Regions from separate parts of the Mus musculus genome. Here regions 1 and 2 are each linked to region 3. A link is a loop called in an ENCODE intact Hi-C map of the cell type or tissue named here. Cell type or tissue: heart. All regions are shown on one strand.

Region 1 (8,000 bases), 64 kb after region 3:
CGTGTATGCACTTGTGTGTACACGCATAGCACGTGTGCGCACTCTCTCCCTTGCTCCCATGGCTATTCCCACAAGTGCCGTCTTTACCTGTTTTGAAGCTGGCTTTGTTTTTTGTGTCTACCATACCATTTTCATTGACTGTACTTTGTGTATTTTTTTTTTTTTACAAGCAAACTTCTAGTCTCTCAAATTTTTAGCCATTTTAAAGTATACTTGGCACACAGGTTACCCCTCGTAGAATATTGAAATGTTGTTTTAGGGATATGTTAAATTTATTAAAGAATATGCATATTCTTTAATATATCATGGTTTAAATTTTTTAACCTATAACCAACCTTGCAATTTTATAATTTAATCTATAATTTCATTATAATCCATTAAAATTGAAAATTTTCTCATTAAGGTAGTAGTTTTTAACCTGTGGGTCCCATTTCATGGAGGTCACATAAGACCACTGAAAAACACAGGCACTTACATTATGACTCATGACAGCAACAAAATTACAGTTATGAAGTAGCATAGTTGGGGTCACCACAACATGAGGAACTGCACTAAAGGGTTGAAGCATTAGGAAGGCTGAGACCCACTGCTTTAAGGTATTGTGAGAAGAAGTGTTAAAACTCTGGGAGAAATAGAGACCCTGACAGACTTGAGTCCTCCTCAGTAGGGACTCTTCCTCCTGGGGAGCCCTCGTGGGTGATTTTCTGCTTCTCTAAGAGGCCCTCTGAGTCCCCACAGAGGGAGTGTGGCGTCCCACCGCTGTCAGTCCGTGTAGCTGTCCAGTCTCCACTTTTTCCATCCTCGGCCTTTGGCTCCTTATTCAAAAAGTAAAAGGGTTTTGTTTTGTTTTGTTTAAACCTCAACTAGATTTTGGGTTTACCAAGGCAATTTGAGGGTTTGTCTGAATAACACGATCTCTTCGGTTTCTCTCCTCTCTGGTTTTGTTTGGGGGTGGTGGTTGCAGCTCTTGTTTCCTTTTTGGTTTGTGGTTAGGGGAATTTCAAAGCTCACTTGGTTGGGAATTTGTATGACTCGTCTAGAATTCAAAAACTGAATTCCTTATTAGTAGGATCCGTGTGAATTTCAGATGTCACTGACCCTGTTGAGAATCCTGACCCCTCACTGTCCCGTGCCTCTGATTGCCCCTCCATGGGGTCTCCCTGCTCTCTGTCTGTCTCCTCTCCTCTCCCTGCATTCTCTTCATTCCATTTCCTTCTGTTCTGTTCTAACTAGACCTGGGGCCTCCATCCTGCTGTCGGGGTGGAGTAGAATCTGCTGTTACTGCCACCTAAGCTTCCCCAACAGAAGACCCTTTAAGACCCTTGCTTAGCCCTATAGAAAATCAGCCCACTGCATATGAGGCTTCCAGACCTGAGAATTCCAGCCTGGGCATCCATGCTCTCCTGTAAATACCCACATCAGCAGACAAGCCTTGCTTCCTGCCATCAGAAGAAGCTCACTAAGAGCTGGCAAGCCTCCTCCCCTCCACTTCCTGTCCTCACTCAGCACCTGCCCTTCCTCATACCTCCCCCTACCCCTCACTTAATCATCCAGACAGTGCCTCACACCTCAAAGAAGCCTGCCTCCCATCTCCTCCCGTTCACTTGGTATCTTTGTCCCAGAGTCTGTCCCTTTCTGCTTTGTAGGATATCTTTCTTCAGTTTCCTTTGTATGACCCTGTACCCTTCCGCAGTTCCAAGAGTGAGGCGGCTCCCACGCACTGCCTGACTCCCATGCAGACACACTTCATGCTGCTCCTTCACTCTGTCCCTCTGTCTCTCCTTCTTCCCACAACCCCCACCTCATTACAATGTATAAACTCAGCAAGAAAAATGATGGGGGCTCTCATGAGGGAAAGTAGAGTCCACGTGTGACAGGGTGAGTTCCAAGCATCCGCCCACACCACCGGGTTCACTTTATAGGACCGTTATAAAACCATAAAGTTAACACTCTTCTTCCATTCCAGCTCTGCGCTAGGAAACAGGATCCTAACTGTGGCTTTTCGTGGAAGTCAGCCAGTTACTGCTGGCCCAGGTCGCAGAGGTAGAGTCCAGGGAACTGTCCAATATCCCAAAGTCTTGCCACCTTACGGTAGCACATGACTGGTTCTATCTTCATTCAACACACACTTCAGAGATGTATATAGCTCCCCACCCAACCTTGACTCAAAGGCCGGCATGCCCGGCCTTGGCTGAAGCAGCTGTCCACTTTGCCTCATACACTAGGACCTGTGTGGCCTTAGATGACTCTCTTGCTGCTCAGATATCTTTGAAGAAAAGGCCAGGGGGGTGCTTAAGGACACTGTGCTGCCAGGAAACCTGATTTTCAGAGTTAACATTTGGGATTAACAGTCCACTTTATCAGCCTAGCCCTTTTGTTGTCCTGTGTTCTGTTTGCCCTTTTCAGCAACTGCTGCTGAAAAGGATATCTCCCAGCTGACACTCAGTGCTCCCTGTCCAGCTGACACTCTCAGTGCTCCCTGCCCGCCTGACACTCTCAGTGCTCCCTGCCCAACTGACACTCTCAGTGCTCCCTTCCCGCCTGACACTCTCAGTGCTCCCTGCCGGCCTGACACTCTCAGTGCTCCCTGCCCGCCTGACACTCTCAGTGCTCCCTGCCCGCCTGACACTCTCAGTGCTCCCTGCCCAGCTGATACTCTTATATATGCCCTGCTTATAACAATGTCTGCAGTGACTATATAGCCTAGAAAAACATCAAGCCTAGAACACAAGGCCAGACTGAGAGCTCCACATATTACAAGCAAGATCTGAGAGCAGACGCCCAGCTCCAGGTTAACTGTCTTGGTTATGTTTCACACAAGAGGCAAAAACCAAAGGGCAGTAGAGCATGTTTCTCTCTCTTACGTGGACCCATACGACACGGTTGATCTCTGGTTGTCTCGTGATGGACTACAAGACAGAACAAAACTTCCTCCCATATACTCTTTTAAAAGTGTTATTGTGCGTGGTGGCTTTTAACTCCCTTCCTGGTGTGGCCCGGCTTCACAGCAGAATGACTCATCATTGGCACAGGAGAGCTGTCACTCACTTTGAGTGGCTACAACATGATTAGTGTTTTGTAAAGAAAACAATTCATAGAGAATTAAACTCAGGGGTACATTGTCGATGCTCTCCCCTGCCAGGTGGCTAAGACACTGTATTTTGTGTCTGGAGTTTTAATTGATCTCTCCGCCCACAGGTTCAGCTGTCTGGCAGTTGATCGCGTCCTTCCTGAGACTGCCAATCTCGGGGACTCACTGCATCGTCGGCTCCACCATCGGCTTCTCACTCGTGGCGATTGGCCCGAAAGGAGTGCAGTGGATGGAGCTCGTCAAGATTGGTAATGGCCGTCTTCTTTTACCTTTGGCCAATACACTTCTCCTTTGCTAGAGGAGGTTTTATTAAGAGTTCCTTTTATAATATTTCCCCCCGCCTGCCCACCCGCCCCAGATGGTAAGGTTTAGACCTGGGTTGTATAGGCAACGGAGCAAGGCCACTGTTTACATGTCAGGTTTAACGCCACCCTTTCAAAATATCACAGCATCATCTAGCTGTGAAAATCAGTACTTTATTTGTTCTTGCCAAGAAAAGAAAATTTATCAAATTGAATCAATGTAATGGTCTGAGAAAGACTAGGTCTAGGCCCACGTGAAGAAGAGCCTTACATCCCAGTATCTGTGTTCATGGTCTCGGCAAAGCTCAGAATGAAGCCAGTGTTCTTTACAACGCTGGGTCACAGCTGCCCATGTCCGCCCTCTGGGGAAGCACTGCCAGGTTCCTTTGGTTGCAGGCCTCCTACCACCCCCAGGAGTCCAACTACACTTAGCTAGTGATGAGTCCTCCTGGCGGCCCATCTGTGCCAGTCCACTCAGAATTAAAAAGACCATCTCTGTCCTGCATGCTGTTGAGACTGTGATGCTAGAACCATCATACTCTTAGGAGCTACGGGCAATAGTGGGTCCCTGGCCTGCCAGTTAGGGGCACAGGCCACCGTGAAAATCACCTATGTATGTCTCAAGCTTCTGGAGAAACGGCTCTCAACTCTAGCCCAGTAGAACTACCGGAAGGAGCAATTCAAGTGCCCACACCCCGCTCTTATTCTGTATCTCCAGAATTCTGACGCTGGGGCTGGGGCCAGGGCACAGGCCAGAGCATCACTGGTGTTGCCAAATGCCCAGATAGTTTCTGGGTGTGGCACAAACTTGGAACCACCCGGAAGAGGTTGACGCTGGAGATTTTTAGTCATTAGATATGGAGGAATGAGAGCAGCAAACTGGATGTAGTTAAAGGAGCATAGCCCACCTTATATATAACCTTGCTGTTGGGACACCAGGCTCCACATGGATAGATAAAAGCAAGTGAGAGGCCCAGCACAGCGCTTCTCTACCCTCCTGATGCTGAGACCCTTTAGTGCAGTTCTCATGCTGTGGTGACCCCCCCAACCATAAGATTATTTTTGTTGCTACTTCATAACTGTAGTTCTGCTACTGTTATGAATCATAATGTAAATCAAGAAGTTGAGAACCACTTGCCTGGTAGGAACTAATCTGTAAACTCTCGGTGGATGGGAACCTCAGTCACCTAGCAGCACAACCAGCCGTGTGTGACCGTGTTTGTTCCCGGGGAGAGCGAGGGATTCCTGAGCTCTGACGCATGGCAAACAGTTCTGATGAGGGGTGTTAACATATGTGATGCGTTGCCCCTTGGTGTGTTGCAAGTCTTAACCTTCACTGAGTATTCCTTTCATTCCTTCAGTCGCCTCCTGGTTTATATCGCCACTTCTTTCTGGCTTCATGTCCGGCGTGCTGTTCATACTAATCAGAATGTTCATCCTTACTAAGGTGAGTGTGGCGGCTTCTCTGGTTTCTGGGTTGTACTAAGTTTTAGAACTGATTCTGGTTCTACTCAGTAGAAGCTAGTACCAGTACCAGTGGCTCGGCAGGAGACCTGTACTTTCATTGCCAGGACTCACCTGGAGTTTGAGTCACGGGTGTTCAGGAAGGGTCAGAAGCCTCAGGGAACGGCCAAGACTCTCCCGGGCCTTGCACACAAGGGCGCTTCCAGCCAGGCTCTATAATTTACTTCGTTAGCCCAAGCTCCCAGAAATTGGGCTTAGACCTCAAGAATGAGGTGATTATTTCCTGGTTGTCAAACAGAATATAATAAAATAAGCGTTAAGATTTTGAAATTCGACCAATAATTAAAATCAGCTGTCTAGTCTCCTAACTCTGTGGAAAGGTGCTGTCCTAGTCAGGGTGACCACAGCTGTGATGGACACTGATGGACCCGTGACCATAGCAACGTGGGAGGAAGGGTTTATCACACTTCGACTTCCAGTCACAGTCCATCACTGAGAAGTCAGGACAGGAGTCAAGCAGGGCAGGAACCTGGAGGCAGGAGCTGATGCAGAGACCATGGAGGGGTGCTGCTTACTGGCTTGCTTCCCCTGGCTTACTCAGTCTGCTTTCTTATAGAACCCAGGAGCACAGCTCAGGGATGGCCCCACCCACACTGTACTGAGCCCATCCCAGCAATCACTAATTAAGAAAATGCCTCCCAGTCTTGCCTACAGCCTGATCTAACAGGTTCCCTTCTCCCAGGTGACAGTGCTTGTGTCAAGGTGATGTAAAACTAGCTAACCCGAGTGCTTTTACATTCTTTTAATGGAGAAACACTGGGTTAATTTAAGAGGATTTAAAAAAAAAAAAAAAAAAAAAAAAGGAAACATAGAAACTCATTTTGTCTTTAAAAAAAAAAAAAACCAGAACATTGAAATCAAATTTGGGGCATGGTGGCGTATGCCTTTAATCCCAGCACCCTGAAGATAGAGGTTGGCAGGTATATATGGGGTCAAGGCCAGCCTGATCTACACAGTGAGTTCCATTAAGAGTGCTTATGGCTTCCCCATCGCTGTGAGGAAAGACCTAAAATAAACAACTTACGAGTAAGGACATTATCTCAGGTCAGGACTTCCAAGGTTTTGACCCATGATTATTAGTCTCTCTTGCCTTGAGCCAGCCAGAGCTCCAAGCATCCTGCAGAGGCGGGGCTTTCACCTGGGCCCTTGCTATATGTCTACCCTGTCTAGTTCCAGGGCCCTCCCCTCACAGCCTGATGTCCTCCCACTGTGCCGCCTCTGAGAAGCTCTCTCACCTCCTGTTAGTGCCTTCAGGGGACACAGGATCCACATTGGAGCCGATCACTTCCCTGCTAACTCTATATTTGTGGCCGATACCCCTGCTCTCTTCACTCTTCCCTCCTTCATCCCTTCCTGTCTGTAGGGACCTTCACTCTATACTTGTATGTGATCAGCTTTTGGTCTGCAGATAAATCCACTGCATTGCTCTCCTTTCTGTGCTCAGCCTACTGCTACATAGCGAGTGTCCTCTAGTTCTACCCGGGTTACTGGGATCCTTTCATGGATGAATGATAGAGCTGTAATATTGGTACATCATAATGATATATTTATATATCTATAATATTCTATGTTATATGTGTTTATCATATTATATTTTTAGCTCTTTAATTCATCTTTGAACACTTGGTTGACCTATTGAAATATTTGACAAGCTATAAGGCCTACCATTTTTAACTTTATTTCAGTGTGTGTGTGTGTGTGTGTGTGTGTGTGTGTGTGAGTGAGTGTGTGTGTGTGTGTGTGTGTGTAGGGCATGTGTGCACGTGTGTGTGGAAGTCAGAGAACAACTGTGTGAAGCTGGTTCTCTCTACTGCTATGTGGTTCCCAGGAATCGAACTTGGGTTGTCAGAGCGCATACAAAGCACCTCCACCCACTGAGCCATCCCACCAGCTCTTAGGCCTGCATTCAGTGGTTGTGTTGCACACTTGTCTTCCTGGTCACAGTTCCACATTTTGCTGTTTTCTGTGAGAGACATGTCCAGATGTGGTCTGAAAATGCTCAATGGAAAGTTCCACAGATGAGAGCTGTGCACGCTTTGCACTGCCTCTACACGAGTAATGTGATAAACTCACACACTTCCAACAGCAGCCAGCACGGTGTGACCTCCCCTGCCCAGCACATCCGTGTTGCTGATCTCTTAGCCATCTCTGATACTGCAATATCTGTGCTGAAGAAACACTTCTGTGGAAGCCCAGTGCTTCATTCGCCTTTCTTCATGCCCTCACATGGGGACTGTGGCATCTCTCATCATTAGAGGAAGAAGGGCAAGTGTGATAAATAAGACATTGACAAAGCTATGCATGTATATTGTCATATAGCGCTGTTATTGTGTTATCATTAATCTCTTCCTGTGCTGAATTGTAAATCTGCCATAGGAGTGTGTGTGCGTGTGTGTGCACATGAGTATGTGTGAGAGTGTGTGCATGTGAGAGAGTGTGTGCATGTGTGAGTGTGAGTGTGTGTGTGTGGACAGAAGAGCTGCTCGTGCACACTCAATACATTAAGGACATGACTTCCTTCCTCCGTGTGTTCCTGTCGACCATTAAAGGTTCATTCTCCTGAGTAAGCATAAACTCGGTCTTCAGTGTCTCAGCATCCTTCGTCTGGGCTAGGATTGGCCACATTAAGTTAGCTTACAGTTTGGCTACCAGCCTTCACCGGCCAGTACTGCTGCTTCTTCCACCTGGACTTTATCCTCAGTCAGAACCCTCCTATCCAGCTTCCTGGTGTCATTTTCCAGGACATCTCTCCTATCCCAGAGTTGGCATTTTCCTCCTTTCTGCTCTGGAGTGTGCTGCCCTCTCTTAGTGCTCGGTAGTGTGTGGTGTGTTATCTCTTCCTGTCTGCCTGCTTGCCTTCTATGAGGGTGGAGACCATGGGTGTCTTAGTCACTCTTAATTCCAGAGCCTTCTCTTGTGCTTACTACCTTTAAAGATGCTTGCCAGCAGTTTGTTAAGAGAATGTAGTGCCGCTGAGCATCTCCAGCCGAACCAGACTCTAATCCTACTGAAGACCACTGTGGTCTGCCAGTGAGAGGAGGCAAGTTCTGAATCTAGAATCTCTGGTATCTTGTGGTTCCTTC
Region 2 (8,000 bases), 90 kb after region 3:
CCAAACATCAAACAAAAGATTGAGTACCTGTTAGACATCGGCATGTAAGTTTCCAGACCTAGAGAGATGAATAGAGGAGTGTGCTGAGCACAGAAATAGGACAGGCGTATCACTGAGAGGAAATATTGTATATTTAACTTCTTTGGGGTGGGGCTTGAATTCTGTGAACCTCGCTTGCCTCGAGTGTGGGAAGCCATGTCATAACAGCACTGCAGTTACAACAACAAAAACAGCCCCTGAAAGATCAGCAAGACAGTGCTCCCCTTATAAGATTGGCCCAGTGGCACGTGGTCCCCATCCATCACCTGCCACCGTCCCCAGAAACACTGGTGACACCGATAAAATCAAGAGCAGCACAATGTTCTCTGCATCTGGGCAGGAGTGCTGTGGGGGCCCTGTCTCGGGACGCCTCGGAGGGCCTCTTGTGCAGGGAGAGCCTGGAGGTCCTCAGGAATAGACACTGTCAGCGTCCAGCTGGCACTGTCTGACGGAGCAGGGCAGCTCTCAGTGTGGTAAAGCAGCGGGCACTCCCTCCATGAACAAAGCTTTGGACCTTCAAACTCTGGCTAGAGAGATCAGAAAAACATGCACAAAATGACTATCCCCAAAGCGCAGTGAGCGCTTAAGGTGACAGAGTAACCGCTTACAACTCAGAGACTCACTGAGACTTTGAAACAGTGTCATCTAGTTTAAAAAAATAAAAATTAAAAAAGAAATCTGACAGCAGAGTCGTCTGGGGACAGGCTTATCAAGCCCTGTCAGGACTCAGTCCAGAACCATTTGCAATTTACCATGAGCCTGTCTGGGACAACCCTCGGAGCTAGGCAAGTGGGGTCCTTCCAACACGAGTCCAAAGCTAAGAGACATGAGGTTTCCCACCCAGCACAGAGCAGAGCTGACCCGGAAGCCAATCCATGCGGACCCTCAACACACTGTCAACCAGAGTAGGGACGAGATCTGGAGAGACCTGAAAACCACGTGTCAAAGCTCTGGCCAGACCTCGAGAGGCCTGGGAAGCAGCAGTGTCGGGGGTATGGGGTGGGGGAGCACACGATGGTCTAAACAGTGTCCGCAGGAGCACCGTGGACGGTGCCCGGCTTCCAGGGCAGTTGTAAGAATGTGCCATCAGTGGTGGCCATCACCGCACAGTGTGAGGACTGACTTGTCTCTCCAGCTAGCAGCTAGAGTCAGGAGCTGAGATGGCAGTGGACATGGAAAGGGATTTGAGGGAAAGATAAGAGAGAAAGAACTCGGTGCTCAGATTTACTCTGAGTGGTTTTTTTTTCAAGTACCTTTTCAGAACCATGTAATTGTACTGAACCCTGCCTAACTCTGCCTAAGATGGTAAGATGGCCAGTCTTCTGGAGTGCTGTTTATATTCACTTAATGTCATTTATCACCGTAGATTACATAAGCTACAAATACAATACGATTAGCTAATTTTAAAAACTGAGAAGTCACTATATATTGTGTATACTGTTGTGCCTATATATAGTTAACTTTTTTTTTTTTTTTCCCCAGCAATGCTATTGGTCCCCTTGTGGCTTTGTGGCTGATATATCAACAAGGCGGAGTTACACAAGAAGCTGCTACTCCAGTCTGGCTGCTGTTTTACGGAGGAGTTGGCATTTGCACAGGTCTCTGGGTTTGGGGCAGAAGAGTGATCCAGACCATGGGGAAGGACCTCACGCCCATCACACCGTCCAGGTGAGGAGGCCCAGGTGAGGCCTCAGGAGGCCGTGCTTAGGAGAGAGGTGGGCCTTACTGCAGAAGTCAGCCTATCAGATCTTCCTCCTGCTCCTCTCACGAAGCCGATGGTCATGTGAGAAAGCGCAGAGGGATTCCTCCCGGCCTCATTCCCCACCAGCAAGCTTCTTCCCCATCCTATCTCCCCTTGGCCAGGCCATCTACCCTGACGGAGCAAGCGGGAAGGCAAACTAGGGGGCTGCTGTAGTTCCCAGTCTATCCGCAGTCATTCTAATGCAGTGTGACACAGGCGCAAACTAGAGCCTGGGGCCGGCCTGTTCCAAACTCCCTAGCCACATCCACTCTCCTACTCTTGTTGGCTTTCTGTGCCAATACAAAACACCCAAGGTATGCAGTTCTGAATAGGACAGGTCCTTGTGGTTCGTGCTTTCACAGGTCCGTTTCAGTTTGTCCTCCTTCTGCAACCTGGGTCATAGGAAAAACAAGACAAACAAAACAAAATCCACCTCATAGCCAGCAAGCAAAAGCAAACAAAGGAAAGGCCAGAGTCCTACACCCCTCAAGGATATGCCCCAGTGACCCAGACACCCCCACCTAAAGATTATATCACTTCCCAAAGAGTCTCACAACATCCCATGGACCACACTTTGACATACGGGCCTTTGGGGGCACAAACTCCAAAACGTGGCCCCTGCCTAACCCCAGATAGTCAAGCCCTGAGACCTGCCATCCTCCAGGGTCCTTAGGACAGGGCATGCACATCTGAGATGTCATGTTAGTCATCCTGTGGAGCAGCCTGTGGCTGTGTGGCTCAAGGTTAGCTAGCAGATCTCAGCTGACAGAATACAACTAAACTTCAGAACTATCTGTTGTAGGAAATCTTTTTTTCTCCGTGTTTCTTTTTTAAACTTATTTTAGGGATTTCTGTTCCCTTTGGTTTCCAATTTTCAGTTCCCCATCCTTAAGATCCATCCTAACAAAAGGTTATTTTAGAAGACTAGATTGAAAAAAATTTGTTATCTGAAGATTGCTAAATTGGTCATCTGAAGATTGCTTTTTTGTAATACGTTCACACGTTGTTTAAAACAAGCACCTAGTCTTTCCTTTGCCCCAGTAGAAATGAGTAATTTATCATCTTACTGCACAGCAGGAATTTCTGACCCAGTTGCACACTTCAGGTTGGAAAACATGCTAGGAAAACAAGGTCATGGGCGTCAGCTGCACAGCCCGCTGCCCTGCTGCGAGCAACAGAGTCTTGTTCTCCTAATGGTCATCTGGCTCAGGCAGCCGTCCACAACCAGCTTACAGAATGTTCTGGCAAGACTTCTGCAGCCACGGGGTGTCGGCAAGGCCACACAAAGAGCTCCTGTGACGTTGTCTTCCTGTCCCCCCCACACAGTGGCTTCACTATTGAGCTGGCCTCTGCCTTCACCGTGGTGATTGCCTCCAACATCGGGCTTCCTGTCAGCACCACGCACTGCAAGGTAGGCCCCTGCCAGCCAGAGACTGCCATTCTGAGGGGTGGCAGGTCGGTCTGAAAAGAAGCAGCTACACCGTGTGGTTGGTGTGGGACAGCCAGGCCTGTTTGTTTCCCTAGCACCCGCCTCTAATCCTTCCCGGTCCCCAGCAAGGCACCTGGTGCTGAGGCTGTGCCTCCTCAGCACCAGTGAGAGCTTCCACTCGCCTGTGCCCTCACTGTGCCCACCTGCAAGTTCCCCTTGAAGTCGTGTGTGCACTGAGCCTGACTGCAGGTTCCCATGGGATGTGCCCTCCGGTTCCTGCCACTGCGCAGAACTGACCTCAGAGCAGGACAGAAACAGAAGGAAACAAAAATTATTTCAGAGCAATTATAAGATGTGGCTGCTTCTGGTTCTCCCCTCACATGACGCTTAGGCTGACTCTTGTGCCTTAGAGTCTATTCCAAATGAGGGTCAGGAGGTAGCTCCTGATGCTGGTATGGTGTATTATGTCCAGTTGTTCACAGGGTCCTCCTAATTGTAATCAATCAGTAGACATCACCATACCAACCAACCTGACTCTGATGTATGAGGCGACCCCCACTGGGCACCGCTGGAAGTGCAACGGGACGTTGACCCACTCACAAACTGCAAGGACGGTTGAGATAGCACTTGCCCAGCCTCACAGATGAGGGAATGGAGGCAGAGAGAGGTTAAGAAGCATTCCCACCCAGGGCTGGCATGGTGCTCTGCTGTTCCCCTCCCTCGTACACAGGAGGAAGGCCAGCAGAGACTGGCACCCCCACTGCTCACCCACGGGGACTGCTCCAATGTCGGGAGGTTTTAAAATAATGAAAGGTTCTTGGGCGGCTCATAATGATAGCGTGTGTCCCTAGCACAACTGAGATCCTGAGTTCAGCCAATAGTGCCACAAAAAAATGAATACAAATTACCAAAGAAGCACGGGTTCACTGAAATACTTAACAAAAAACAGGGTGGCCTATGAGGATAGCCATCTCCCTGTTCTCCACGCTTACTCTGTGCCAAGGAAAAGGCAGCTAGCTTCTCAATTTCCCATTTACTCATTCACTGTGTGTGTGTGCGCACGACATTCATGCGGTGGTCACCATGTGGGTGGGTCCCAGGGTTGAACTCAGCTCATCAGCCTTAGGTGGCAGCTGTGTGGGTGAGCACCTTTACCCACCGGGCCATCTCAGCTGCCCACTTTCCGCCATTTTGTAGGCATAAACAGTCACACCTGCCCGGCTTCCCTAGCTGTTGTCACCTATTAGCCATCTTCTCCACAGTAATGGAATATAAGTCACATGGAGAGGAACTCCTGCCTAGCAATTCCAGCCTCTCTGGAAGGAGACTTGATTAGGAATATGGAGGCCAGTGAAAGGATAGCAGAGAACATGAAGACCCTGTGTTATGTGGAAATGTCACAGTAAAACCATTATGTGCACATAGGTGCATATACTAACTTTCAAACTTAACTCTCAAGTCGGGCATGGTGGTGCACTAGGGCTCAAGAACCAGAGGGAGGGCAGAATCTCTTGAGTGTGAGGCCAACCTGGGCTACACAGCAAGTTCCAGGCCAGCCTGAGCTACATAGTGAGACCCCTGTCTCAAAAAAATTAATTAGTTATTAAGTAAAGTAAAATAAAATCAAACTTTAATTTTTCACCTTGAATTATAACTTGCTCGATATTTATAGCATAATAGGGATATTTTATTAAGATATTTATATCTAATTTGTATAAGACCTTAATAAATATGTATGTTACTGTTACCAAGGTGCCTGCACTGAGCACATAGTCAATTCTGTTTCCGTGATACAATAAGTAGTACAAGGAAGAGCTGTTGGTATGAGCAGGTCCTGCGCGCAGGACCACAGTGGGACGGTGTGTGCAGCAAGGCCAGACAACTAACAGAGAGAAACTGCCCACATCCAAATGAAAGTACAGAAACCTCCAGCTTGATTAGAAAGTGTGTCAAATGGGGGCAGCACTCGCGGAACCTGCATAGCTGCAGGGGGGCACAGTGATTTTACAATAATTCTAGTAGGAAACAAGGCTCTCGAGGTGGCTTCGATGGGGGAAAGGTGTTTGCCACCAAGCCGGACATCCTGAGTGCTAGGACTGAAGTGGTCCTCTGGTCTCCACACATGTGCTGTGGCGTGCACACACCCGCGTGCAGTAAATAAATATGAACCCAGTTATTTAAAAACTGAAGGAGGATCGTATCTGGCAAAGACTCAAGCATCTGCTGACAGGTAGAAAGGAAGATGTGGTAGGGAGCGTGCTATGCTGCACGACTGGAGAAGAGTTTCAGTCCTCAAACGCAGCCCGGCAGAAATGTTCTCAGAACTTTACAGAGAGAAACCAGGGTGAGAGCATAAATTATGAAAACTATAAAATGATCTCCATAGAAAACAAATGTGGGGCTCGGGTCACATGATACAGGCTGATGATGTCTTAAACAACTAAAAGTCGGTGTTTGTGAAAGTCTCCTCTCCTCTGCGTCGTCCTTTAAAGTAGACCTTACTCCTACTGCCATGTCTCTGCTCCTCCAGGTGGGCTCCGTGGTAGCTGTGGGCTGGATCCGCTCGCGGAAGGCTGTGGACTGGCGCCTCTTCCGGAACATTTTTGTTGCCTGGTTCGTGACTGTGCCCGTGGCTGGACTCTTCAGTGCTGCTATCATGGCTCTCCTCATGTACATATGTGGTCTCTTTTCTTCCAGTCGGTAGACGGCTGGAGGGATGTTCTGACGTGGCTAAGATACTCACACCTCCCACCCTTGCTTTCCCTGACACATGCACACCCTTCCACACGCCTTCCAGATGGCTTCGTGCCGGCCCTGCTTACCCAGGCCACAGCTCATCTTCCAGAATTAACCTACCTACTGTACATAGTAGCATACATCGAGCTGATGCTGTGATGGCATGATGTGGTGCGGTTACTTACAGTAGATGTGTATTGTGTACCTAGAATAGGTAGCATTTATCTCCAGCAAACTAAGAACGAAAGCAGAGGCATTGCCTAGACCGCAAGACTCTGTTAATTGTATATAATGATTTCAGTGGTGGCAAGTGTAGAGTATAAAATCCTTTTTTAAATACACTGTAATATAAGTGAGATACAGTATACTTAATGCAAACCTGGGCGAGTGCCCAGGCCCTTGAGTGACTGCACAACCCTGGGACAGGTGTTCACAAGTGCTCTCTCTGAAGAATGCGCTCCTGAGCTGGGTCTGAGTTACTGTCATGTGTCACAATGGCTTCAACGGTAAACTCAAACTACTTTTAACCGTCTGCTTCCTGTACACCTTTTTGATTGGAGAAACTTGGAAAGTACCAAAGAAATAGGGGATAACGTGCCAGTGTTGCATCTTCCCATTGCTTGTCCCCTCCCCACGGGCCACGACAGTGAACCTGGTGACACCAGCAGCAGCCAGGTGGCTGCCACACCAGGTACTGGTAAGCTTGTTCAGCGGCCTTTCCCTGTCACCAGCGTGGATGGCGTACGGCAGTGGGGGTGTAGAGTTGTACACTACATACATATCAAGTCCCACTCGGTGTCCCTCCCCGCCGTGCCCTGCAACCTGAAAAGCAGAATCCTTGTTGCCAGCATCAGAGCCAGTGAGCGCTTGATGGGCTCGGATGCTGCAAGTTCACGGTTAGTGGGAGGCACTGGCGAGGACACTGGGCTTGGGGATCTTAGAGGCCTTTTCTCTGTAGGACATCCGAGGTTCTCCTGTGGAGCCGCTGTTCTCTTCTGACGGTGGGAGAGAGTCAGGATGACTAAAATGTTAAGGGCCCGAAACCATGGAAATGCTGCTAATATTTTTATATTGACATACATTTTCACGGTACTTCATTGTAATTTTTTTCATTAATCAAGCATATTAAATTTATAATAAAAAAAAGTGCCCCTCAAAAACTTACTTCTGACGTCTTTTTCTTTCAGAGTTCTCACAAAAATAAAAACTATACAATTCATCCGCTTGTAGTTTCCCCTACATCTTACTACAATTCCGTGTTTGTGCAGAACCAGTACACAAAACTAGAAAGGGAAAGAGTGAGCCACACCTCTGTCAGCAGGCAGGAACATAGTCATCCGTCCACCATGATGACCATGGTAAGGAGACTACACTCCTGTGTGGAGCTCACCTGCTTGGCTCTTCGTTTCTGCTGACTCCCACTGAGGACCTGGTCTGTTCTCAAGCTGGGACACTCAGTGAAACCTTTCAAATTCCTCACTGTGCCAGCAATGTCGCCTAACAGCTGGATGGGTAATGGATGAGAACCACCATCCAGGTGTGCGGGTTTCAGGGCCACTGCCAAGTCTGAAACCCTCTCCTTCTAAAATGGCACCTTGCTTTCGACACTCGGCATCCTCTCAGATTTATTGGTGAGAAAATGATAGCCCTTGTGTGAGCAAACACTCTGCAGGCCACACAGCCTGCCTCTCTCAGGCAGCGGTCAGACCCTGCCGTAGAAGGGCCACCTGAGCCCTAGCAGGCAACTGCACCAGCTAGGTCCCAGTCAGGGAAGGAGTCTGGTGAGGTCATGCTTTCGGGGGGTGGGGGGCAGTGTTATCTGACAGGAGATGGCTACTCTGTATGTCATCCCAGGAGAGGAGGGAAAAGCCCACTCCAAAAGACAACTTTCCTGTCAAATGTCCAGAAAATGGTTCCTGTGTGTGATGAGGGACCCAAACAACGGAACTCCTCAGTCCCTGGCATCTTTGTGTGTGGTCAGACATGCTTCCCATGTATAGGAAATCTGCCTGAGGGACGAGAAAGCCACGCTCAGAGGAGAACCTCATTTATTCT
Region 3 (8,000 bases):
TGTCACATGCAAGTGGATCCGTGATGACGTGTGGCGCCTTCTTCCACCCACACCACGCCCACAATCCAGCCACTGAGAGAGAGCTACCAGGCAACAAGGGCAAGCACAAATAGGAGAGGGATATCTAAGGCCAAACAGAAACGATTTCTGGAGTATTAATTATTATGAATTACTTAATGACTTTTTAAACCTCAGTAGAGAATGTCCCAAAGTATATACCTACAAGCAGAATACTGATTTTCCTCTTTATAATACACCTTAGCCACCTCTGCCTTCATCATCATCTTCATCATCTTCATCACCACTGCCACCACCACATTATCATCATCACCACACCAGCACTACCACCACTACCACCACCACCACCACTACCACCACCACCACCATCATAATTACTTCTATTATTGTTTGCTGGATTGAGGGGAACAAAGCCAGGAAGAGTTAAAACAGTATTTAAATTAAGCTATACTAGAAATTAAGACAGAAAAATTGTCTCTTAAGAATTTGGACCAAGTGGCTTATCAATGACACAAAGATAAAAGCCCCATTTCTTGTTCTCAAGGAACTGGCATTTTTATAAATAAAGAACAGAGAAGTAGTGTGCTGGTTTCCAGTCAACTTGTTATACAGCTGGGTCACCGGGAAGACAGGACCTTAGTGGAGGACTGGCTGCTATCAGGCTGGCCGGTATTTAAGTCTGTGGGGCATTCTCCTGGTCAATAACTGCTGTAGGAGGGCCCAGCTCACTATGGGTGGGCGGTCTCAGGGTGCGGAAGACAGCAAACTGGACAAGTCATGGAGAACAAGCCATAAGCAGTGTCCCTCCATGCTCTCTGCTTCAGTCCCTGACTCTAGGTTCCTGTCTGGGGTTCCTGTACTGACTGCACTCACGGACTGTGGCCTTTAAGCTGGAACGAATGCTCTCCTGGGCCTGTAAACTGAAACGAACGCTCTCCTCTGCAAGCTGCTTTCCATCCTGGTCTTAAAGCAATTAGGATGCGAATTAGTACAAGTGCTGTGCGTAAGAAGCAAGGGATAGGTCAAACCGGTGAGGAGAGGTCTGCTAACTACGTGGGCATCAGAGTACCTTTGCATTTCAGACACTTGGGTGAAAAATACTTTAAAGTGTGCTCATTCCAAGGAGACAGTGTATCAAAGCTGGTGACAGAGACAGGTATTTTAGAAGTGCTAGCATCAAACTTTAGAGCAACAGGTCTGTCACCCAGAACTGAGTATGGGGTTTTCAAATCAAACTCCTGTCACCAGCACCCACATGGACAGCACCTCTCCATCCAGGAACAAGATTTCTGAAGAGACATTTTTAATACACTTAATTCTGCTAAACCAAACCAAAACAAAACAACAACCACCAGACTGCTTTGATGAGCAGTATCTTATATACCCTTACTTACCTCTTGGCATACATGAAGAGACCAAAGCTAACAAGGATAACTATCAAGTAAACATTGGTGGCTTCGTTCCAGGCTTCATGGACTGTGTAATCAATAGAACCGTCATCAGCCATCACACCATAACTTCCGGCCATGGGAACTGTAAGGAAGAAGAGAAGGCAGGGTTGGCTAAGCTGTGGTCACTAACTGTTGCATGGCCTAGAGCTAAGAATGACTTTACATTTTGAAGTAGATGCATGCCATTCATTCCTTGCATGTATTTTTGGGGGTGCTGGGGGGTGTCAAACTCAGGTTATACATATACTAAGCATGCTCTCTACCCTAAGCTAGCCTGCAGTTCCTAAATTGGTACACTATGACCCTGCTTCAATTTTCCTCAGTATTTATAGAGTCTAAGTCTATTCTAGAGTCTAAGGCTCGTGAGATGGCTCAGCAGGTAAGAGCACTGACAGCTCTTCCAAAGGTCCCGAGTTCAAATCCCAGCAACCACATGGTGGCTAACAACCACCTGTAATGAGATCTGACGCCTTCTTCTGGTGTGTCAGAAGTCAGCTACAGTGTACTTATGTTTAATAATAAAATAAATCTTTGGGCCGGAGCCAGCAGGGACTGAGCCAGCGGAGTTGACCGGAGCGAGCAGAGGTCCTAAAAATTCAATTCCCAACAACTACATGAAGGCTCACAACCATCTGTACAGCTACAGTGTACTCACATACATAAATAAAATAAATAAATCTTTAAAAGGCACAGAGCACACTATTATCACTGTTTGTTAAGATACAAAAATATTGCTAAAAGAACCGAATTTGAAATGCTACTGAAGTTTCCAAACTGTAGCAGTCACTCAGATGAAAACAACGGGAATGAAACCCTTCCAAACATAGACCCAGACAAGGGCTGGGATTCTGAGGGCAGCCTCTCTCACGACATCAACCTAGAAGAGAACAGGCGCACACTAGCTGCTCATCCTGTACCTTCCAACATGCCTGTCCATCGGGAGCTGGACCAAGCTTGGCCGGTTTACTGAATCTGGCTAAAAAGAAGTAATGAGATTAAAAGTGACTTTGCTACGTAGTCATAATCACACATTCTTTGGAGAAATTCCCACAGAGAGCAGGGGTGATAAACACAAGTGTAGCAAAAGAATAAAGGTTTCTTATTCCTGTTTGAGAGCTGAATTTTTCCCTGAGGGCAAAGTTCTTCCTCCATGTTGAACACAAAAGGGATGTCTGAAAGTAATTCAGGCAGTTTTAGGCAGGCTACAGGTATTGGTATAAACACTGGTCTTGTAAAAATATTTTGGTCAAGGAACAATGAACAGAATTTAACTGTAAAAGACGTAAAACTTTACTATCTAGATATTTGGGTAGACCTAACTCCCAAATATTAATGGCCGTAGCGATGGGCTTTTGGTCGTGTGGGAAGAATAGGATAGGTGGCAGAGTCACATGTTCAAATCTTATCTTTTAACCCCAATTTCAGGGTTCTCTGACTTTTTTTGATTTATAGTAGTCAGTCTATTTTAGACGGAGATTTCCGGAAGACCAAATGCTAAAACTGCCTTTAACCTGTGGCACTTTAGACCGTTGTAAATGCCACGATCCTAAAATGGCAATAGCCATGATCATATTTGGTAAAACCTAAGTGACTGGAGATGGTACCGAGAGCACAGACCATAAAGTGTTAACAGTCATAGCCCTCAGAACTACGAGTTAACCAATCAGGAAAGAATCAGTGATCAATAAGGCAGGGGCCACTAGGATCCGGAGTGAGTGCCAATTATTTACCTGACAAATTAACACAATGTTTCCTAATGCCTAGTGGATCTGAACCCGGTTAATTTCTTGCGAAGGTTTTCGACACAACCCTGTCCACCTGCCATGGTGTGAATAATATACTTCTACCCAGAGATTGATGGCTTCCTACTATATTACACTTTAATCATACTTAGAAAAAGCTTTTCTAACCATTGCTGACCCAGGATGGCAAAACAGATTCTATAAAACCATCCATAGTATGCAATAACACCGCTGCTCCACAGGTCCTGGGTGGATGAGTTTCCTTAGACCCACAGTTTAAAGGGTCTGCACTGAAGCTAGGCCTCTCCTGCTAGTCCTGACACCATCAAGGCCACGCTTTGGAAGAGTCAGGAATGGAGAGTTCAGAGTCCACAGTGCAGACATGGAGGTACTTTAACCACGCCTCCCACGCACTTTGTGTAACCTAACCAAGTGTGAGGATATGCGCCTTTCCCCTTCAGTCTAAAGTAAAATGTCCAGGGGTTGGTTCATTTCAGGCAAGTTAATGCTCTAGTAGATTGATGCTGAGAGTGACATTCTGGGCTCTTATGGGAAAACTGACATCTTCCCTCAGCTGTCCGGTGATGTAATGTTTAAACTATTATTGCATTAGAAAGATGCTAGCTAGATGGAGCTGATTTAAGCTGCAGGTTAAACACGCATATTAAGAGATCATGACATCAAAAAACGCATCCATCGGGATTTAGTTTAAGGCTGACCTCCTTTTGGGTGACAAAATCCTTTTCAGGTAATCATGAGACATTATCCTAAGTTTTAAAGTTTGTCCACTCCGTTCTAGAACCTGCCACCTCGCTTGGAATGCTATTTTCTGCCTCTCACGTGGGACTTTTGTTACTCTCTCACGGAAATTCAGACTACACATAATTTCTAACAACGGAACCCAAACACCATGAGGGGAAGATTCATTCTCCTGACTCTCTGAAGCACTGCGACGTTTGAGGTCCTAAAACAGACGGGAACAAGGTCACAGGCTTTCACCCCATCCTAGAGGACGGAGCATAGCTGAGGCCTGTGGACTGCGCAGTACACGTTCGAGTAATTTTTTTTTTCTTTTTGCACCCATCCTGCTTTGACGCACTGCAACTCAATAACAGGTGACAGTGGTGGCTCTGAGATCCCAAGGCCACAGGGACCCGGGGAACGGGAGGCGCAGAGGTGGCACACAGATCTGACGCCCAAACCTGGCCTCCTCCAGCCGCCGCCCCCCTCCCCCGAGCCTGTGCAATCTGTTCCAGGTGACATACAGGACAGTCCTCCCGCGACGGGACGCCGCACGCTCCCGCCGGCGTCTCTGCGGGCTCCGGGGACCCTAGGCACGCTGCAGCCGCCCCGCTCACTCCGCCCGCAGAGACACCCAGGTCGGGATCTGACCCGCAGCAGCTCGCAGCCCGCGGCTGGGCCCGGACTGGACGGGACGGGGCGGGGCCGGGACGGGGGCGGGGCGGTGACGCAGCCGCGCGCGGGCGGGCGAGCGAGCGGGAGAGCGGGCGGGCGGGCGCTCGGCGGCTGCTGAGGTGCGGAGGCCGCCGCGCCGAGCCGCTCCGCTCCGCTCGGGCTGTTCCGGGAGTCGGGCGGGGAGCGCGGGCCGAGACCCAGCGGACCGGACGACCTCGCCTTCGTCACTTCCTGCCGGCCCGCGGTTTCCGGAGGGAACGAGAAGCCAGGTTTTGTTATTGGTTTTTCTTCCTTCCCTCTGTGCGGGATCGGAGCCCGACGCCGCGGCGGCACCGCGTGCCGCGTGTGGCGGGAGCCGAGCGCAGCGCGGTGCAGCGCGGCGGTGCGTCTCTCCGCGCGCCGCGGCCCGGGTCGGCGCGGGCGGGAAGCGGCGGGCTCAGGCCGGAGGGCGCCGAGGCTCCTCCGCGGTGGGGCGGTCTCGGGGTGTCTGCGCGTGCTCCCGGGACGAAGCTGGCTGGCTGGGTTCTCGGTCTCCTCATCTTCCCGGCTGTGAGGCCGAGGCGACTGCTCTCTCGCATCTTTGCTTGAATGGCTAGGGTGTTTTTAAAAGAAAAAGAACAAAAAAGAAAAACACCATTTGCGTGGGGGGACTTGAATAAGGTTACGTTTTCCAGGGTGAGGCAGGTGGTGATCGTTAATGAGTGAGTGCAGTTTCGCCATTAAACCGATCAGTCGGTCCCCCCAGGTTAGTGCGGCCATGCAAATAAAGCGGCCCATTGTCCACGTGCTTAAGGGCTTAGCAATTCCAGCAGGGCAAGTTCTCCGGGATCATCTGACTTCTTGTTACCATTCTTGCTCGCAGTGTAGCGGTTCTCTTGAGTTGGCGTGCAGAGATAAGAGCAAATAATTAGACTGTAACTTTTCACAAGTTGTCTTGCCTATTACAAACTCACCTTCCCTTAGGATCAGTAACATGTTTTTGTAGTATCAGTGTATGTGCGTTTACGTATATTATACACACAATCATTTATATAATTTTTAAACCATTTAGTTTGAGTTTAAAGTTAGAGAATTAGAAAGAGTAGTACACGTGGTGTTTGCTGCCTGTTTGCCGGGACAGTGCCAGATGTTCATAGATGTTTTATATCAGTTCATTCTCAAGGGGAACTTCTTACATAGGCGTAGATTGTTCAGTTTCTCAATACTTAAGTTTGATTAGCTCGCACCACTATGTAGAACGTTGGCTTTAAATAGTTGTTTCTCTTCTGAAAATAAGGGTGCTGATCACAGAATAACTTAGCAAATTAGTGTGGCTTTAGAAAGAAGTTCATAGAAGTGTGTTTAGTCCATTTGGGTGTATAAGAGTTTTAAAAGCCTTGTGGCTCTTTTCTTACTCCTAAGTGCCCATTATATAACATGGTCAGAAGTTGATCTAGATAGGGTGGGCACCAGGCAAAGGTACAGAGCCGTTACTCAAATTTGGGGTCCTTTGTATTTCTTACTACACTTCCTAACTGAAGGCAAACAAACATGTGAAATGATTTTTTTAACACCAAACTAAGAAAATTAAACAAAAACAAGCTGTAGGCTGTTAGATTTTTTTATTTTGCTTGACTGCCCCCCCCCCCTTTTCTCTTTTAGGTAGGGTCTCACTGTGTATCTCTGACTGGCCTGGATTTATGTAGATCAGGATATATCTCTGAACTCAAGAGACCTGCCTGCCTCTGCTTCCTGAGTGCTGGGATCAAAAGTGTCCCCTCCTACACTCAGCTAGGAGTTTTGGGGTTTCGCTGAGCATTTGAATATTAAGAATGTTAGATTTTTCTGTATTGTGCATACTTGTGCCTAACTTTTAAATTAGGATTTAAGTATTTTAAACACATATTCACTTATTATATCCAGTGTAAGATTAAACTATAAAAACACCATTTAAGGTTTAGGTAGCCATAACAGTTCAAAAGCTGATTTGTGAGGGTGATGGTAGAGAGTAGAAGTGGCTGGAAAGTTTTGACAGACTCGGGAAGGAGCTTGGAAGCTTGTACTTGTGGGTAAATTAGCATATTGGAACTTACATATCAGGTAACTCTAATGGTCAGTCACTGGGAAGAATTAAAAGTTGACAGAGCTTTGTGAGTTGACATTTACCAAAGGGTTTCTCCCTTTACTTGAGGACATGGCCTTTGGGGAGGGAGGCAAATAGAGAAGAGAAAGTTGCAAATTGTCTTCCGGAGTGAATTCTCTGTGTGAATAACTCGTACTACCACTTATGAACCTTGTCAAGCACTTTGCAAGCGTTGAGATTTGTGGGTAGGTGTTGGTAGTTGAAAGACAGAGAAAGGGAAGAGAGAGTAGTGGTAGGAATTTCCTCACTGTCTTTTGGGCAAAGTTTGGAACTGAACAGAGTCTATCTATCCCAATAATAGTGACAACAAATTTATAAATCACACCATTTTTATCAAGAAATATGGAAACTATTCCCTTAATATATAATCTGTACCCAACTGAGTAGATTTAAAATAACCTGCAATATATGAAAAAAATTACTAAATAATTCATATGTGCCATTTCTACGTTTGTGACAGCTGTAGTGAGCACAGCACAGTCTTAGCTCCTGCCTGTAAGTCATCCAAGTAATGATAGGAAGGGGAGCCTGTCTCGTTCTTCACTTCAGAACTGGACCCCTGGGCTGGGGGTGCAGCTTAGTGGAAGCATTCACCTAGAATGCTTGGAGCCCTGGGTGCTATCCCCGTAGTGCAAAAGCTGAGATGGAAACCCTTGTCTCTGGGGCCAGTGCCCTTCAGCCCACAGATTACAAGTCCGTTTGTGCTAAGCATGAGTTGTTGCTTATCCCCAGGGCCTGGTGCAGAGCCTGGCCAGGAAAAGTATTTATGGAATGAACAATGTAGCAAGTGCATCTGTTTCCTTTAGTTTAGCTCCGTCTTTCTTGCCTTTGAGTGTAGGGCTGTTCCAGGCTTACTTCTATAATTGAATCCTACATTAGGTTTTCATGGAGTTTGTTTCCTCACTTCGGATACAATGTTGGTTAAGGCCATACCTATTTATTCAGTACTATTTTTGAGAATTGCTTTGGCATTTATATACTGTTGTCTTGTATGTACCTATCGAATAAATACTTGTTATCATGGGAAAACATCAAACGTATTTTAAGCTATAGGTAATAATATTAGTTGGGCAAGCTTTGTATACATTTATGAAACAATGTAAAAACTGAGTGCCAAAAAAAAATAGGTAATACTTACGTAGCACATAAAACATGCCAGCCACTGTGCCCTTTACATGTTCCTATATTTGTGTTTTAACATTTTTTTTAAGATTTAAGCTAATTATATGTGTACACTGTAGCTGTTTTCAT

The links. Peaks named below come from ENCODE experiments on the same cell type or tissue, not always from the same donor. Only the 100,000 strongest peaks of a DNase experiment are listed, where the experiment ranks them.
Region 1: it touches region 3 in a loop (2.3-fold over the local background); 9 of 42 quality-filtered maps call a loop at or near these places.
Region 2: it touches region 3 in a loop (7-fold over the local background); 11 of 42 quality-filtered maps call a loop at or near these places.

What each region holds. Positions count from the first base shown.
Region 1 is chr8:22,535,606-22,543,605 of GRCm38, forward strand. It overlaps Slc20a2 (solute carrier family 20, member 2), which reads left to right. Exons shown (of 11, transcript NM_011394.3): 3 at 3,199-3,339; 4 at 4,755-4,840. Among named protein-coding and RNA genes, the nearest start is that of Vdac3, 54 kb to the right of the region's middle. In heart, a CTCF peak has its summit at 3,838; a DNase peak (open chromatin) is centred at 2,136; H3K27ac peaks cover 1,695 bases.
Region 2 is chr8:22,562,508-22,570,507 of GRCm38, forward strand. Slc20a2 (solute carrier family 20, member 2) reads left to right here. Exons shown (of 11, transcript NM_011394.3): 9 at 1,522-1,707; 10 at 3,107-3,191; 11 at 5,740-7,109. The coding sequence ends at 5,913. Among named protein-coding and RNA genes, the nearest start is that of Vdac3, 27 kb to the right of the region's middle. In heart, a CTCF peak has its summit at 3,780; DNase peaks (open chromatin) are centred at 394 and 3,054; H3K27ac peaks cover 365 bases.
Region 3 is chr8:22,472,030-22,480,029 of GRCm38, forward strand. Smim19 (small integral membrane protein 19) reads right to left here and starts at 4,850. Exons shown (of 4, transcript NM_001146117.1): 1 at 4,477-4,850; 2 at 1,413-1,551. The coding sequence starts at 1,546. Slc20a2 (solute carrier family 20, member 2) reads left to right here and starts at 4,671. Exons shown (of 11, transcript NM_011394.3): 1 at 4,671-4,896. In heart, no CTCF peak of the experiment used is centred here; DNase peaks (open chromatin) are centred at 4,672, 4,762, 5,112 and 5,322; H3K4me3 peaks cover 2,901 bases; H3K27ac peaks cover 2,408 bases.